Regions from separate parts of the Homo sapiens genome. Here region 2 is linked to region 1. A link is a contact called in ENCODE POLR2A ChIA-PET data. All regions are on one chromosome and are shown on one strand. Each heading gives the region's core, a stretch centred on a gene start or an enhancer-like site at or near the end of the contact. The rest is flanking DNA. Distances are from core to core; before and after follow the strand shown.

Evidence for each region. ChIA-PET counts read pairs that join two places held with the same protein, here RNA polymerase II (POLR2A).
Region 2: POLR2A ChIA-PET joins it to region 1 with 20 read pairs in OCI-LY7. The contact joins two enhancer-like sites. POLR2A ChIA-PET finds 5 or more read pairs at or near these places in 3 of 52 experiments (A549, OCI-LY7 and activated B cell).

The regions. Positions count from the first base shown.
Region 1 is chr3:58,116,525-58,124,428 of GRCh38, forward strand. It overlaps FLNB (filamin B), which reads left to right. Exons shown (of 46, transcript NM_001457.4): 19 at 2,348-2,465; 20 at 4,717-4,979; 21 at 6,569-7,166; 22 at 7,808-7,904. Among named protein-coding and RNA genes, the nearest start is that of FLNB-AS1, 50 kb to the right of the region's middle. Within about 2 kb of position 4,072, at least 9 of the 41 ENCODE cell types and tissues checked have a DNase peak (open chromatin) inside an H3K27ac peak, as active enhancers do.
Region 2 is chr3:58,283,552-58,291,455 of GRCh38, forward strand. It overlaps ABHD6 (abhydrolase domain containing 6, acylglycerol lipase), which reads left to right. Exons shown (of 10, transcript NM_001320126.2): 8 at 1,534-1,588; 9 at 1,802-1,902. Among named protein-coding and RNA genes, the nearest start is that of RPP14, 19 kb to the right of the region's middle. RefSeq lists an enhancer at 7,186-7,869. Within about 2 kb of position 4,654, at least 3 of the 41 ENCODE cell types and tissues checked have a DNase peak (open chromatin) inside an H3K27ac peak, as active enhancers do.

The DNA of each region.
Region 1 (7,904 bases), core at 2,822-5,321:
TGAGTGACAGCTTGCAGGTGCTTGCCTGCCTGGGGTGGATGAGTGATGTGGATGGCTGTAGGATCCTGTGAGTCCCTTGAGGATGCAAAAGTAGAGCGCGTTTTGCCTTAGAGGAATGGACTTGTTGGCTTGGGGCTTGAGGACCCTCCCAGAGGTCAAAGACTCGGTTTTATAGAAGGGAAGTGATTTCCCTGAGGACTTTGGTCTTCTCTTCTCTTGGTTGTGGGTGGCTTCAAGCAGCTTAAATTTCTCACCGCACGTTCCCCTGCGCAGAGCAGTTTGAGAAGCTGGTGGCAATGTCTCCATTACGTGCTGTGCTGGGAGCCACTAGGATTGGGGACCACTCCATGTAGTACTCTGGCACCTTTAGAAATCCCTGTGAGCTCACAGACCCTCACAGAGTAACAGCTTCTACCTTGAAATGTTCTTAACGTGGTGGTCCTGGCTGCTCCTGGAGGGCCCTAAAAGGGATGGTGCTGAGGGTGGCTCTCTCAGTCCCATCCTCTTCTGAGCTGTCTGGTCAGTGTCTTGTGTATGTATATTTTGAAGAATAAGATTCAGGTTTCAGAAGCATGTAGAGGAGAGTGAAACTGTCTTGCAGCCTGCGAAGTCGTGGCGAAATGCACTGGCCATCACTACCCAGACATCCCTCACTTCATAGCCCTGTTGGGGAATAAACACAGTCCATTCCTTAGTTGGGGCCTCAGGGGACACTTTAAAATGCTGTAGGCATTGTAGGTGTAAATCTCCGAGATTTTTTCCCTCCCCCTTCTTAGGTTATTTAAGGTACAGTTCATTTTCTATCTGAGTTTTTGTTTTGTTTTTGACTGGTAACAAGAGCATACTTTCTTTTATGGGATGGGTGGGCTTAACTGGAAGAGGGTTTTTCCCTCTCTTTTTTAGCACTTCAGAGAAGAGGCCAGAAAACTTTATGCGGGTGAGGGAGGAGGTATCCCCAAGACCTCTGGTTAGCCTGAGGTCTGCTTAGTGAGCCCCTGAATTGTTAGGGGCTGTGGGGAAACGGAAGCTCGGGAAGAGTTGGCACGTTGGGAATGCCACGTTGGCTGAAGTAGCGAGTCAGTCCTGCCTTAAACAGTACAAAAAGGAGACCTTTCCTGCCCCTTGGCTGGCTCCCAGCTCTGTTGAATTTGACCTGTACACATTTTACCAGGAAATGTTGTTCACATGAGGCAGGGGGCCAATTGGTTTTGTGTGCAGTGCTTAAAAATGCTGGAAAATTAATCCTCTCTTCATTGATGCAACCAGTTTTTTTTTTTTTTTCTTGGCCTTTACCCCCTTCCTTATTACAAAAGGAATGTGACAAAATATACATAGGCCAAATGCTACACCCTTTTAACACTTGATCAGCAACAGCTTTCAGCAGGGCCTGCATTCCAGCAAGGCTGCTGGATTCTTGGGGGGAACTCGTCTCTCCCTCACACTTTCCTGTTACATTATGCCTGGCCGATTGTGGTGAAGGGGATCTTGATCTACTGAGACAGCCATGAGATTTCTTGGAGCCTCGATTTGGAGGGAGGGAACTTGGCCAACCATGGAGAGAAGAAGCCGGCTGTGTGCCAGCCTGGAACCGGCGAGAGGAGAGAAATGGCGCACACATGGCTATCGCGTGCCACCCGGCCACCCGTGAGGGTGCCTGCCAATCCTGCAAGCACCATCTGCCTTCACACTTGCAATTTTATTTTCTTTCACATGGAAATGGAAGTTCAGATATTGTGCGATGGTCTTAGCACAGGTCTAGGTGAACTCTTGCAAATCCCTGTTGCAGCCTGGGGGCCTCAAACTGATTCCTAGGACAGAAATGGTTCTGTTTGGTGAGTGGCCCCAGGCCCAGCTGCACTGGCTGGCACTGGGTATGATGATGGGGAGGTGGTGTGGCAGAGCAGCTAGGACACAGATTTGGGGGCCATGGGTATGAGGCCCAGCTCGCACCCTTACCAAGGTGTGTGACTTGGGGCACGTTCCTTTACCAGTCTGAGCCACAGTTTCCTCTCCTGAAAAAATGAGATGACAGTAGGAACTACCCCTTAGGACTGTTTTGATCTTGAATTGAGGAAATGCATAAAAGCACATAGCATGGTGCTTGGTGTGTAGAAAATGCTCATTAAGTTGCTTCTGTTATTATTAGCTGCTCTTATTTGATCTAATTTTTCTGTTATTCTTGCCTTGTGGTCAAAAGCTAGAAGAAATAGATCTAAGATACTTTCTACATTGATTGGAATCAAGTCTCCCCTGTCCGTGAGAAGAATGAGGGATCTTGAGGGGATTTTAAATGCCAAGTTAGCTTTTTGGTACCCAAAGGTAAACTGAGTTTTCTCTCTTGTTCCAGGGCAACATGCAGGTTCTGGTGACTTACGGTGGCGATCCCATCCCTAAAAGCCCTTTCACTGTGGGTGTTGCTGCACCGCTGGATCTGAGCAAGATAAAACTCAATGGGCTGGAAAACAGTAAGTGCCTGAATGGAGAGCAGATGGGTTGTTGATGACCCCCCAACGTGGCTGCTGGTTAGATTTTCTTCAAAAGGTGAAATTTGCAGAGAAGCAAATTCTATGTTAAGAGACTTTGCAGTTGCACAGACTTTGGTTCGAATTAAGGCCGTGGTGTGAAGTAACTGTGACTGTGTCTGCCCCTTAGCCACACCGAGACTCAGCTTTCTCATTTGTACAGTGGGGGGTGGTCGGCGGGGAGAGGTTGAGAACACCCATGGGAATATTTTGAAAATTATATGAGCTAATGGTTCAGAGGCTGGCACGTAGTCAGCCCCCTGGCATTGCAGTAGGAAGTTTTCATTAAAAAGAGAATTTGGGCTATGTTGCTTTCTGATGAGTTTCTAACTGTGCCAGCTATCCTTGGCAACTGAATCCGCACTAAGGTTGCGAGTCAAGCATAAATGCCAAATCCCTGGCACTCAGAAGTCACTACCACCACACCTCTGCCCCATCCCAATGTTCCTTTAGCTTGTTAGGGATTTTACTAGTATAAGCTCATTTCGCTTATTTTCAATTTTCTGATTATTTTTTAGTAGGGAAAATTTCAAACAGAAAAGGAAAGAGAATAGTATAACATGAACACTGATGTACTTATCACTCAGCTTCAGATGTGCAACACATGCTCATAAAATGATTTTTTTATACAAGTAAAAATATATCCATTTTTCATCTAAAAAACATTACAGTTAAGGGATAATTCCACTTTAACCCTCACCTCTCCTTCTCCCTAGGGTTAACCAAAGTTTTCAATTCAGTTTCTGTTCTTCCAGATCTTCTCTCTGCATCTATACATATAGATGTGCCTGTGGAACACATTTGGCTGTATTTATTTTGCATTAAAGTTGCCCTGCTGTATAAACCTACTTCTTCGGCCTGCCTTCCAACAGTGCATCTCGGGAATCATTCACTCCTACATCTTTTCCGTCTGTGTTTACTGCTGAGTGGCTCCAGACTGGATGTACCTCAGGGCTCACATTCACCTGGTTTCAGGCTTACTGAGGCAGGGCTGAGTGCATACCCCCAGGACGGGGCCTCCTGTATTCACCTGTGAGGGTTTCTCCAGAGTACCACTAGCAGTGCCATTAGTGAGCATCTTCCTTCACTCGTGACCCAAGTGCACAAGTTGCAAGCAAGGCCAGCTCCCAGTTGCAGAGATCCAAAGTGAGAGCTCACTGTTGGCTTTTGTGGCTGGAGCAGCCAGCTCTGAGTGTGTAAACGTCCACTGCCCAACCCTGTCATGTGTCCCCTTGTCACTCCTTTCCCCAAGACACTGAGAGCTTTGACTCCAGAACAGGAAAAGCAGGGTGCCAATTAGGAAAGCCTCTTTTCCGGTGGGAAGTAGCGATCCGGGACCTCCTTGCCTGTGGTTCGGCAGTGTCCATCTTGCCAGGCCCTATGTTCCTTCAGAGTCAAGGTTCTCTGGGTTGTGGCAGGGGCCCTGTGTTCCCAGTGCTTTTGTTTTGGGTAAAGTCCTTTCCCTGTTCTTGTCTAATCTAACACTTGGGCTTCCTGCAGCCCTGCTTTGCAGAGACCTTTTGGAAACCATCACGGTACAGTCAGTTCTCAGCACTTGCTTCAATCGGCTCGCATTTGGCAGCTCTGTGACTTCTGCTTTCTTGAGGGGGAGGGGTGCCTATAAGATGGAGTTGGCTGCCAAGAATTAGTAAATAAAACATTGACTTATGAGGGTGTTTGGATATCAAGTTAACACCAAAAGTAAGTAAATAAGAGACGACAGTGTCAGATTACAACTTTCTGGTCAGCAAAGATTGTGGGGTCAGGTAAATTTCACTTTGAGTCCCAGCTTGGCAGGCTGCTGCATATGTCACCCTGGACAAGTTACTTAACCTCTCTGAGCATCAGTTTCCCCATCTGTGAAAGCCATTGGTTAATAATAAATACCCCATAGGATTGTGGTGAAAATTAAGACAATAACCTATTTGTGCTTGGCATATAAAATGCATTCAGTAAATGATAGCCGTTATTGCTGTCATCACTAATTGATTATTGTGCCGACACTTGTTGTTACTGAGGCTGAGATGCTGATGATACTTACTCAGCTTTGCTGCTTGTCCTCTGCAGCAGCTGTTGCTTACAGTGGAGGCTGAGATAAGTCCCCGTGTCCAAAGAACCATTGCTTCTGTGCTCTGGATTGTTCCTGCTGCTGAAAAGGGTCAGCTCTTCACCTCAGCTTGTGTTTCTTTTCCAGGGGTGGAAGTTGGGAAGGATCAGGAGTTCACCGTTGATACCAGGGGGGCAGGAGGCCAGGGGAAGCTGGACGTGACAATCCTCAGCCCCTCTCGGAAGGTCGTGCCATGCCTAGTGACACCTGTGACAGGCCGGGAGAACAGCACGGCCAAGTTCATCCCTCGGGAGGAGGGGCTGTATGCTGTAGACGTGACCTACGATGGACACCCTGTGCCCGGGAGCCCCTACACAGTGGAGGCCTCGCTGCCACCAGATCCCAGCAAGGTCAGCCTTTGCTTTTGTCCCAGAACTTGTCTCATTGCTGTCAAACATGACACCATAGTCCTTCTCTGGTTCTTCCTGGCAAAGACCTTCTGAAAATCGTTTTGTGATGAAAGTTAGCACAATTCACTGTGAAAGGTCCCCTGGGTAGGTGGGTCACAACCCTGCTCCTCCTCTTGCTCTCTGACTACAAGACTTTGGTGAGGGGCTCCCTGTCCCAGAGTCTTCTTTCTTCGCTTGTTAGCATAATCACAGTCCTCACTACAAAGCCAGCCTGTAAGGGGTAGGTGAGTTAGCAAACGTGGAGGCCTCTGCCCAGCACCCAGCTCACAGACGGAGCTCACCCTCCAGAAGCTAGAATCATGTAATATAAAAATACATTATTCTGGCCAGGCGCGGTGGCTCATGCCTGTAATCCCAGCACTTTGGGAGGCCGAGGCGGGCGGATCATGAGGTCAGGAGATCAAGACCATCCTGGCTACCACGGTGAAACCCCGTCTCCACTAAAAATACAAAAAATTAGCTGGGCATGGTGGCGGGCACCTGTAGTCCCAGCTACTCGGGAGGCTGAGGCAGGAGAATGGTGTGAACCTGGGAGGCGGAGCTTGCAGTGAGCTGAGATCACACCACTGCACTCCAGCCTGGGCGACAGAGCAAGACTCCGTCTCAAAAAAAAAAAAAAAAAAACCACAAAAAAAAACATTATTCTTGGCTGGGCGCAGCGGCTCACGCCTGTAATCACTGCACTTTGGGAGGCCAAGGTGGATGGATAACTTGAGGTCAGGAGTTTGAGACCAACCTGGCCAACATGGTGAAACCCCATCTCTACTAAAAATACAAAGATTAGCTGGGTGTGGTGACGCATGCCTGTAATCCCAGCTACTCGGGAGGCTGAGGTGGGATAATCGCTTGAACCTGGGAGGCAGAGGTTGCAGTGAGCTGAGATTGTGCCACTGCACTCCAGCCTGGGCAACAGAGTGAGATTCCGTCCCCTCCAAAAAAAAAAAAAAAAGTTCATCGTCATTTCTTCATAGTAACCCTGACTCAAGGGGTTTTGGAAGATTTCCAGTGGTCTCAATGGTGTGAATCCTATGAAGGTGTCTTATTTGTTGAATTAGAGGTGAAAGCCTCCTTCCTCACTCTTTTTTAGAAACAGTTTAGTTTTATTATTATGCAGAATTTGTTGAGCAAATTGCAACAGCCCAAGCCACAGCTAGCTCCACAAGAGCCCTTCCATGAGCCCTCAACCTGGGATCTCGTGTATCTTTGTTGGAATGGACATTAGGTTTCCAAGTCCAGGCCTGTGATTTAGAAGGGTCAGGTTGGGTAGGAGAGAGGAGAGTCTTGGAGGGGCTGCTCCATGGGGGTCACACCTCTCTCCTGTGGGTTTTCGCTGGTGATTGAGTTCTGAGGCATTTGCTGCATTGACTGTTGTAGCTTTAACTCGTGTGCACGTGTGACACATAAAGCCCCAAGAGAAGGGCTGCCTGGCTCAGATGCACTTCCATGCTGATTATATGCATGGGTGTTGAAAGCAGTGCTGGCTGAGCAGCGATCCCAGTGCAGTTTGACTTTATTCTTTGCTCAAATAGGTGAAGGCCCACGGTCCCGGCCTCGAAGGTGGTCTCGTGGGCAAGCCTGCCGAGTTCACCATCGATACCAAAGGAGCTGGTACTGGAGGTCTGGGCTTAACGGTGGAAGGTCCGTGCGAGGCCAAAATCGAGTGCTCCGACAATGGTGATGGGACCTGCTCCGTCTCTTACCTTCCCACAAAACCCGGGGAGTACTTCGTCAACATCCTCTTTGAAGAAGTCCACATACCTGGGTCTCCCTTCAAAGCTGACATTGAAATGCCCTTTGACCCCTCTAAAGTCGTGGCATCGGGGCCAGGTCTCGAGCACGGGAAGGTGGGTGAAGCTGGCCTCCTTAGCGTCGACTGCTCGGAAGCGGGACCGGGGGCCCTGGGCCTGGAAGCTGTCTCGGACTCGGGAACAAAAGCCGAAGTCAGTATTCAGAACAACAAAGATGGCACCTACGCGGTGACCTACGTGCCCCTGACGGCCGGCATGTACACGTTGACCATGAAGTATGGTGGCGAACTCGTGCCACACTTCCCCGCCCGGGTCAAGGTGGAGCCCGCCGTGGACACCAGCAGGATCAAAGTCTTTGGACCAGGAATAGAAGGGAAAGGTGGGTTTCATTTAAAAAAAAAAAAAAAAAAAAAAAGACAAGCTGGGACTTAAGGGCTACCTGAAACTTGGAGCTGCAAACTCAGCCACCTGCAGGAGCCAGGTGACATATAAGGCGGTGCTCACCTGTTCCCTCTGCCTCGGGGAGTAGTTGGGGGGCCCTGGTGAAGGTTAAGCACATTGCATTTCTGGGGACCGTGCTACTCAACCCCTGTTTTCTGTTTCTCCATGGGGAACAGGACCTAGCATTGTCAGCAGAATCTCTAGTTTTTTGGCAAAGGCAGAAATCTTGATTTTTCTCTGGAAACTCAACATACAACATGTTGGCATTTAATTGGAAAAAAGTTTAAAATGTAGTGTTGTCTAACACCTGCATGCCACACAGCAGGTTAGTCTTCAACCTTTAACCTGTCCTCGAGCCCGGTGTGAGCAGTCGTGTTGTCACTTAGCCGTGGCTACTCTAGAAAGGCCTTCTTTGGGATGGAGGGGGTTAATATTCTTGATTTGAGAGTTAGAAAAACCAGTTTTCCAGTTACTGAAATTGGACTTCATGTGTCCTGAAGTGCCAAGAACCTTGGTTCTGGGGTTTGCTTTTGGGTCTGGGGTACTGGTGGCAGTGTTAGCTATGTGCTTGCTCTGCAGATGTGTTCCGGGAAGCTACCACCGACTTTACAGTTGACTCTCGGCCGCTGACCCAGGTTGGGGGTGACCACATCAAGGCCCACATTGCCAACCCCTC
Region 2 (7,904 bases), core at 3,404-5,903, 170 kb after region 1:
GCAGGGATGGACAATGGATGGGTGGGTAGATGCAGGATAGATTTTTGCATGAATTGATTGATGTGCCAGTGCACAGATGATTTAGGTCTGCAGGATGGATAGATGGCTGAATGGTTGGATGGATGGATGGATGGGAGGATATCTGGTTAATGCAGAGATGGAGGTTGGATGGATTGATGAATACAGGATAGATAGGTAGACAAATGCATATGTGGTTCAGGATGGATGGCTGCATTGAGCAGAGGTGGAGGATGGATGGACACAAGATGAATAGATATGTGGGTACAGGTGGATAGCTGAACAAAGAAAATCTCTGATGCTGAGCACAATGTTGTTATTCAACAAATTGTCATTGTCCTCATGTCCAGGCTGAATGAGTTAGAGTCTAGTGATGCTCCAGAGGGTTGGTTTAGTCCATAGCAGCCATGGCTGGTTCTTCCCCACTTTCAGTCAGTGCACAGGACTCCTGAGAGAGTGTAATTAAAGGGTTCAGACCTGTTTGCAGGTAGAGGAGAGGAGTAGAGGAGTACAGCCACTAATGTGAACCCTGTACTCTACCTCAGGAGTCCTGAGGCAGGAGGAAGAGAAGAACTGTGTTCCTTCCAGCCACCACTACCTCTTTGGGTCAGTAGCCCAGGTCCAGAAGATGTGGCCTGTCCACATTGGCTGCAGCCCTCACCAGCCCTCAGCAGGGAAGGCAAAGACAGTGTCAAATGATAAACAAAGGGCTGTTGAACCCTCCCAGTGGGACTGTGGAACCCTCCCCAGAATCTTTTCAATAGTTTATTTCTTTGTTGTTTAATAGACCTATCATCCCCCAGTGGCTTAATTTTTTTAATGGAACTTGTTCTGCGTTTGGATATTACTGGCGAATTACTTGATATTATGGTCATCCTCATTATGTCTTTTTTTTTTTTTTGAGATAGAGTCTCACTGTCGCCCAGGTTGGAGTGCAGTGGCGCAATCTCAGCTCACTGCAACCTCCGCCTCCTGGGTTCAAGTGATTCTCCTGCCTCAGCCTCCCGAGTAGATGGGATTACAGGCCTGCACCATCACATCCTGCTAGTTTTTGTCTTTTTAGTAGAGATGGGGGTTTCACCATTTGGCCAGGCTGGTCTTGAACTCCTGGCCTCAAGTGATCTGCCCGCCTTGGCCTCCTGAAGTGCTGGGATTACAGGCATGAGCCACCATGCCCGGCCCATCCTGATTATGTCTTAAGTGAAGCAGAGAATCTCTCAAGCTAAAGTTGCTGTCAGGCCATCTCAGGTGTATTTAACATGCTGTAGGGCACCTCCAGTTTCACGATATTACCCAAGTTCCTTTATAATAATAATAATAATAAAAAGCTTCTTAGAAGCCTAACTCCCCATTAGACTGTGTGCTGCATCATGGGAATTCAGAGGACCAGGCTCTAAAGACCTTGACAGTGCAATAAATTGCTGGACCTCATTCCCATTCATTGTCCCAGAGCTGTGAGAGGCCTGAGGAAATGAATCTTCTCTTGCTCTCTAACTTTGGGTTATTTATCCTTAGATCCTGCAAGGCCTTGTCGATGTCCGCATCCCTCATAACAACTTCTACCGAAAGTGTAAGTAGCCCTACTTTCAGCTTGGAGCTTGTTACAAGTGAAGCTCTGTGGATGGATGGCTTTTATTTCTTAAATCTCTGACACTTTGAATGTCTCTTTGGGCCCCTGAAGAGAGGAAGTGGTGGCCTGGATCTGGTGACTATCCCTTGATTCTGCGGTGGTGCCACAGGCACAGTCCAGCACATACTCACTTTGTTTTCCTTTTCTGACAAGTGTTTTTGGAAATCGTCAGTGAGAAGTCCAGATACTCTCTCCATCAGAACATGGACAAGATCAAGGTTCCGACGCAGATCATCTGGGGGAAACAAGACCAGGTATGTAACACATCCCCGCGGCAGTCTGTGCTGGTCACCAGGGCCTCTGAGGAAAAACGTCCTTGAGGAAGAACAAGTGGTTATTTATGGAGTGAGCTGATCGCTGCTGTCAGGAAGAGGGGGAAGGCACCTGTGTTGGGTGCCAGTGTTGACAGTGGGCAGAGTTCTGGGAGTGGAGAGAAACAACATTTGGTCTGGTAAAAGGAAAGACAATTTTAAATCATTTTCAAAAATTGTTTTTATCAAAGCCATGTAGTCACATGGTATAAAAAGATCTTCAAAGAACACCAAAAGGTTTATAATGAAAACTTTTCTTTTTCGCATCCCAAATTCCATTCTCCATTACCATGAGGCAACTCTTATCTTACTATCTTGAATATATTTCTTTTCTTTTTTTCGTTTGAGACGGAGTCTTGCTCTGTCACCCAGGCTGGAGTGCAGTGGCCCAATCTTGGCTCACTGCAACTTCTGCCTCCCAGGTTCAAGCGATTCTCCTGCCTCAGCCTCCCAAGTAGCTGGGATTACAGGTGCCCTCCACCATGCTCACCTAATTTTTGTTTTTTGTTCTTTTGTTTTTTTTTTTTTAGACGAAGTCTTGCTCTGTTACCCAGGCTGGAGTGCAGTGGCACAATCTCGGCTCACTGCAAGCTCTGCCTCCTGGGTTCACGCCATTCTCCTGCCTCAGCCTCTCAAGTAGCTGGGACTACAGGCACCCGCCACCATGCCCAGCTAATTTTTTGTATTTTTAGTAGAGACGGGGTTTCACCATGTTAGCCAGGATGGTCTCGATCTCCTGACGTCATGATCTGCCGGCCTCAGCCTCCCAAAGTGTTGGGATTACAGGCGTGAGCCACCACACCTGGCAATTTTTGTATTTTTTTTAGTAGAGACGGGGTTTCACCATTTTGGCCAGGCTGGTCTTGAGCTCCTGACTTCAAGCAGTCCACCTTCCTTAGCCTCCCAAAGTGCTGGGATTACAAGCATGAGCCAACATGCTTGGCCTAAATTTTTTAAGCCAGAAGTTAGCAAATGTTTTCTGTAAAGGGCCAGATGGTAAACATTTTCAGCCTTGTGGTCCAGTCTCTGTCACACCTGGACACAGTTGAGTAACTGTGACCTTATAGTATAAAAGCAGCCATAGGCAATATGTAAACAAATGGCATGGCTTTTTCCAGTGAACCTTTATTTATAAAAACGGGCAGTGAGCCATTGTTTGCCTACTCCTATTCTAAGCACACGTATAGTGTATATATATGCATACCTATACATATCTGAGCTTTCAAACATGCTAGATACACTGGCATCTAAGATGCATGTTTGAAAGCTTAGATATATATAGGTGTGCATATAAGATATATAAGATCATATATGTGTGTGTGTGTGTGTGTGTGTGTGTGTGTATATATATATATATATGTATATGTATATATAAGTAGGTATCTTGGAAATCATTTTATATCAGCCCAAACAAATCTATTCCTTCTATTCTTAAAAAAATTTTATCTTGAAATAATTTCAAACTTACAGAAAATTTGAAAGAAGGCCAGGCATGGTGGCTTACGCCTATAATGCCAGCACTTTGGGAGGCTAAGGCAGGAGGATTGCTTGAGCCCAGGAGTTTGAGACCAACCTGGGCAGCATAGTGAGATCCCATCTCTATAAAAAATAAATTTTTAAAAAAGTAGCCAAGCATGGTGGTATGCATCTGTAGTCCCAGCTACTCTGGAGGGTGAGGCAGGAGGATCACTTGAGTCCAGGACATGGAGGTGGCAGTGAGCCGTGATTGCTTCACTGCACACCAGCCTGGGCCACAGGGCGGGATCCTATCTCAAAAAAATAAAAATAAAAAAGAATACAGAGTATACCTGCATACCCTTTACCTAAATGCATCAATTTTTAACTGGCAGGAGGTCACACTGTGGCCACAAAGACCCACAAGTGCATGAATGACCCAGGCAGGAGAGAGTGGGGAGGAGCAGCCAGGCTGTGCCCATGGCGTGTACGCAGAATAAGAGGCAATGGTGTCTTAGATGAGCCAGGCATGGTGAGGATTCACAGCATGGTTTTGTGGACGTGGAGAGAAGGGGATCTCATGTGCTCTCTTCTGCAGCGCCAAGGGACTGAAAGAAGCTTTGTTTGTGCCCTGGGCTATGCCAGCAGAGAGTCATTTGATCAGGAATCAGAGCCTGAGCAGCGAAGGCCTTCTGTTGTTCTAAAAACCCCAAAGGTGATTTGGGGCTCTCAGGAGCCAACAGGGAGAGGCTGTAACCCATCTTCCTGTGGAGACAGCGCAGAAGCAAGGGCACTGGCCTTGGATTCTGAAAGTCTATGTTCCAGCCCTACTTTTGTCCTTGGTCAGCCCATGCATGACCTTGAGCAAGTAACTCAGCCCCTCTAAATTAAGGGTTTCTGAAACTTCTAGTACCAGGGTTATTTTGAGGCTCAAATGAAATAATATGTATGAAAATGATCTTCCAGTTGCAAAAAAGTTAGGTTAGCTGGTATTAGATTAGACTGCTCATGTCCTTTGCCTCTGTTGGTGGCTTCAATGCATGGTCCAAATTTTTTTCCCAGACTCAGAAGTCCGTTTCATTCCAGAAAAAGAGCCTAACATTCTATGGGCTTGCTATAAATGTGATCAGATCCTTCATGTGTTTTGTGGACTGTCCCTGGGACAGAGGCCAAATAGCAGAGGCTTCAGGGAGTCTTTTATTTCACAGCCTTTTGCCTCCCAAGCTCGCTGGCTCTTTTCCTGCTCTGTCATCAACATTTGGTGTCACAGCACCTGCCCCTACCAGGCCAAATTCAGCTTCCTTCTTCTTTGGACCCCTGTAGGCTGACTGCTATACTGCACAGCTGCAGGGGGAGCCATGTGCATTGTCATTTTTGTGAATGATGGATTTGGTCTGTATACAACCTGTACACCCAAACATGGCAGCCCTTCCTGAGAGGGTTTCTGCATGCTTCATTTCAAGCATCGCTCCTCTATGTTCAGTCCATCAAAATGGGAGGGCCATCTAGAGACAGACAGGCTATTATTCTTTATGTCCCTTCTCCCTGCCAGCACCGTGCCTGGTATGCAGGAGACCCAGAGTACACAGTGAGTGAGCAAACAAGTGAGAAATTGAGTGAACAAACCAACTAGTGAAGGGATAAACCCACTGACTGACTACACATTTAAGCCAGTTAACAGGCATTTATTGAGCACCTAGTATGTGCCTAACACTGTATTAGGCCCTGAGGATACAGTAGGGACCAAGACAGCCAGGATCCCTGCCCTCCAGCAATTTATCGTCTACCTACCCTTATAGTGCATAACAGGCCCGAGACAAGGGTGAGATGAGAGAGATGTGTCATGCAGGTGCAGGGTCAGATCCTGTCTGTATTTATGATTTTGATATTTTGTTCATCATGTGCCTTTTTCCATTAATGTTTTTTTTAACATACTGCACTAAAATATTTTCTCTTAATTTATGAGTTTTTTGGCACTTAAATTTTGTGCCTTAGGCAAATGCCTCATTTGCCTCACCATAGTTTTAGCCCTGGTGTGAAGCAATGCAGGAAAAGGTTTTGATTTTTGTTTTTTGTTGGGCAGGGGGGTTGTTTGTTTGTTTGTTCTGAGACTGGTTCTTGCTCTGTCACCCAGGCTAGAATGCAGTGGCTCAATCATAGCTCACTGCAGCCTCAACCTCCTGAGCTCAAGCAATGCTCCCACCTCAGCCTCCCAGGCAGCTGGGACTACAGGCATGTGCCACCACACCCGGGTAATTTTTTATTTTTTTTATTTTTTTATTTTTTTTATTGATCATTCTTGGGTGTTTCTCACAGAGGGGGATTTGGCAGGGTCATAGGACAATAGTGGAGGGAAGGTCACCAGATAAACAAGTGAACAAAGGTCTCTGGTTTTCCTAGGCAGAGGACCCTGAGGCCTTCCGCAGTGTTTGTGTCCCTGGGTACTTGAGATTAGGGAGTGGTGATGACTCTTAACGAGCATGCTGCCTTCAGGCATCTGTTTAACAAAGCACATCTTGCACTGCCCTTAATCCATTTAACCCTGAGTGGACACAGCACATGTTTCAGAGAGCACAGGGTTGCGGGGTAAGGTCACAGATCAACAGGATCCCAAGGCAGAAGAATCTTTCTTAGTACAGAACAAAATGAAAAGTCTCCCATGTCTACCTCTTTCTACACAGACACGGCAACCATCCGATTTCTCAATCTTTTCCCCACCTTTCCCCCCTTTCTATTCCACAAAACCACCATTGTCATCATGGCCTATTCTCAATGAGCTGTTGGGCACACCTCCCAGACGGGGTGGTGGCTGGGCAGAGGGGCTCCTCACTTCCCAGTAGGGGCGGCCAGGCAGAGGCGCCCCTCACCACCCGGACAGGGCGGCTGGCCGGGTAGGGGGCTGACCCCCCCACCTCCCTCCCGGACGGGGTGGCTGGCCGGGCAGAGGGGCTCCTCACTTCCCAGTAGGGGCGGCCGGGCAGAGGCGCCCCTCACCTCCCGGACGAGGCGGCTGGCCGGGCGGGGGGCTGACCCCCCCACCTCCCTCCCGGACGGGGCGGCTGGCCGGGCGGGGGGCTGACATCCCCACCTCCCTCCCGGACGGGGCGGCTGGCCGGGCAGAGAGGCTCCTCACTTCCCAGTAGGGGCGGCCGGGCAGAGGCGCCCCTCACCTCCCGGACGGGGCGGCTGGCCGGGCGGGGGGCTGACCCCCCCACCTCCCTCCCGGACGGGGCGGCTGGCTGGGCAGAGGGGCTCCTCACTTCCCAGTAGGGGCGGCTGGGCAGAGGCGCCCCTCACCTCCCAGACGGGGCGGCTGGCCGGGCGGGGGGCTGACCCCCCCCACCTCCCTCCCGGACGGGGCGGCTGGCCTGGCGGGGGCTGACCCCCCACCTTCCTCCCGGATGGAGCGGCTGGCCGGGCAGAGGGGCTCCTCACTTCCCAGTAGGGGCGGCTGGGCAGAGGCGCCCCTCACCTACCGGATGGGGCGGCTGGCCGGGCGGGGGGCTGACCCCCCCACCTCCCTCCCGGACGGGGCGGCTGGCCTGGCAGGGGCTGACCCCCCACCTCCCTCCCGGACGGGTCGGCTGCCAGGCGGAGAGGCTCCTCACTTCCCAGACGGGGTGGCTGCCGGGCGGAGGGGCTCCTCACTTCTCAGACAGGGCGGTTGCCGGGCGGAGGGTCTCCTCCCTTCTCAGATGGGGCGGCTGGGCAGAGACGCTTCTCACCTCCCAGACGGGGTCGCGGCCGGGCAGAGGCGCTCCTCACATCCCAGACGGGCCGGCGGGGCAAAGGCGCTCTCCACATCTCAGACAATGGGCGGCCGGGCAGAGACGCTCCTCACTTCCTAGATGGGATGGCGGCCGGGAAGAGGCGCTCCTCACTTCCTAGATGGGATGGCGGCCGGGCAGAGACGCTCCTCACTTTCCAGACTGGGCAGCCAGGCAGAGGGGCTCCTCACATCCCAGACGATGGGCGGCCAGGCAGAGACGCTCCTCGCTTCCTAGATGGGGTGGCGGCCGGGCAGAGGCTGCACTCTGGGCACTTTGGGAGGCCAAGGCAGGCGGCTGGGAGGTGGAGGTTGTAGCGAGCCGAGATCACACCACTGCACTCCAGCCTGGGCACCATTGAGCACTGAGTGAACCAGACACCGTCTGCAATCCCGGCACCTCCGGAGGCCGAGGCTGGCGGATCACTCGCGGTTAGGAGCTGGAGACCAGCCTGGCCAACACAGTGAAACCCGTCTCCACCAAAAAAATACGAAAACCAGTCAGGCGTGGCAGTGTGCACCTGCAATCGCAGGCACTCGGCAGGCTGAGGCAGGAGAATCAGGCAGGGAGGTTGCAGTGAGCCGAGATGGCAGCAGTACAGTCCAGCTTCGGCTCGGCATCAGAGGGAGACCCTGGAAAGAGAGGGAGAGGGAGACCGTGGGGAGAGGGAGAGGGAGAGGGAGAGGGAGAGCAATTTTTTATTTTTTGTAGAGATGAGGTCTT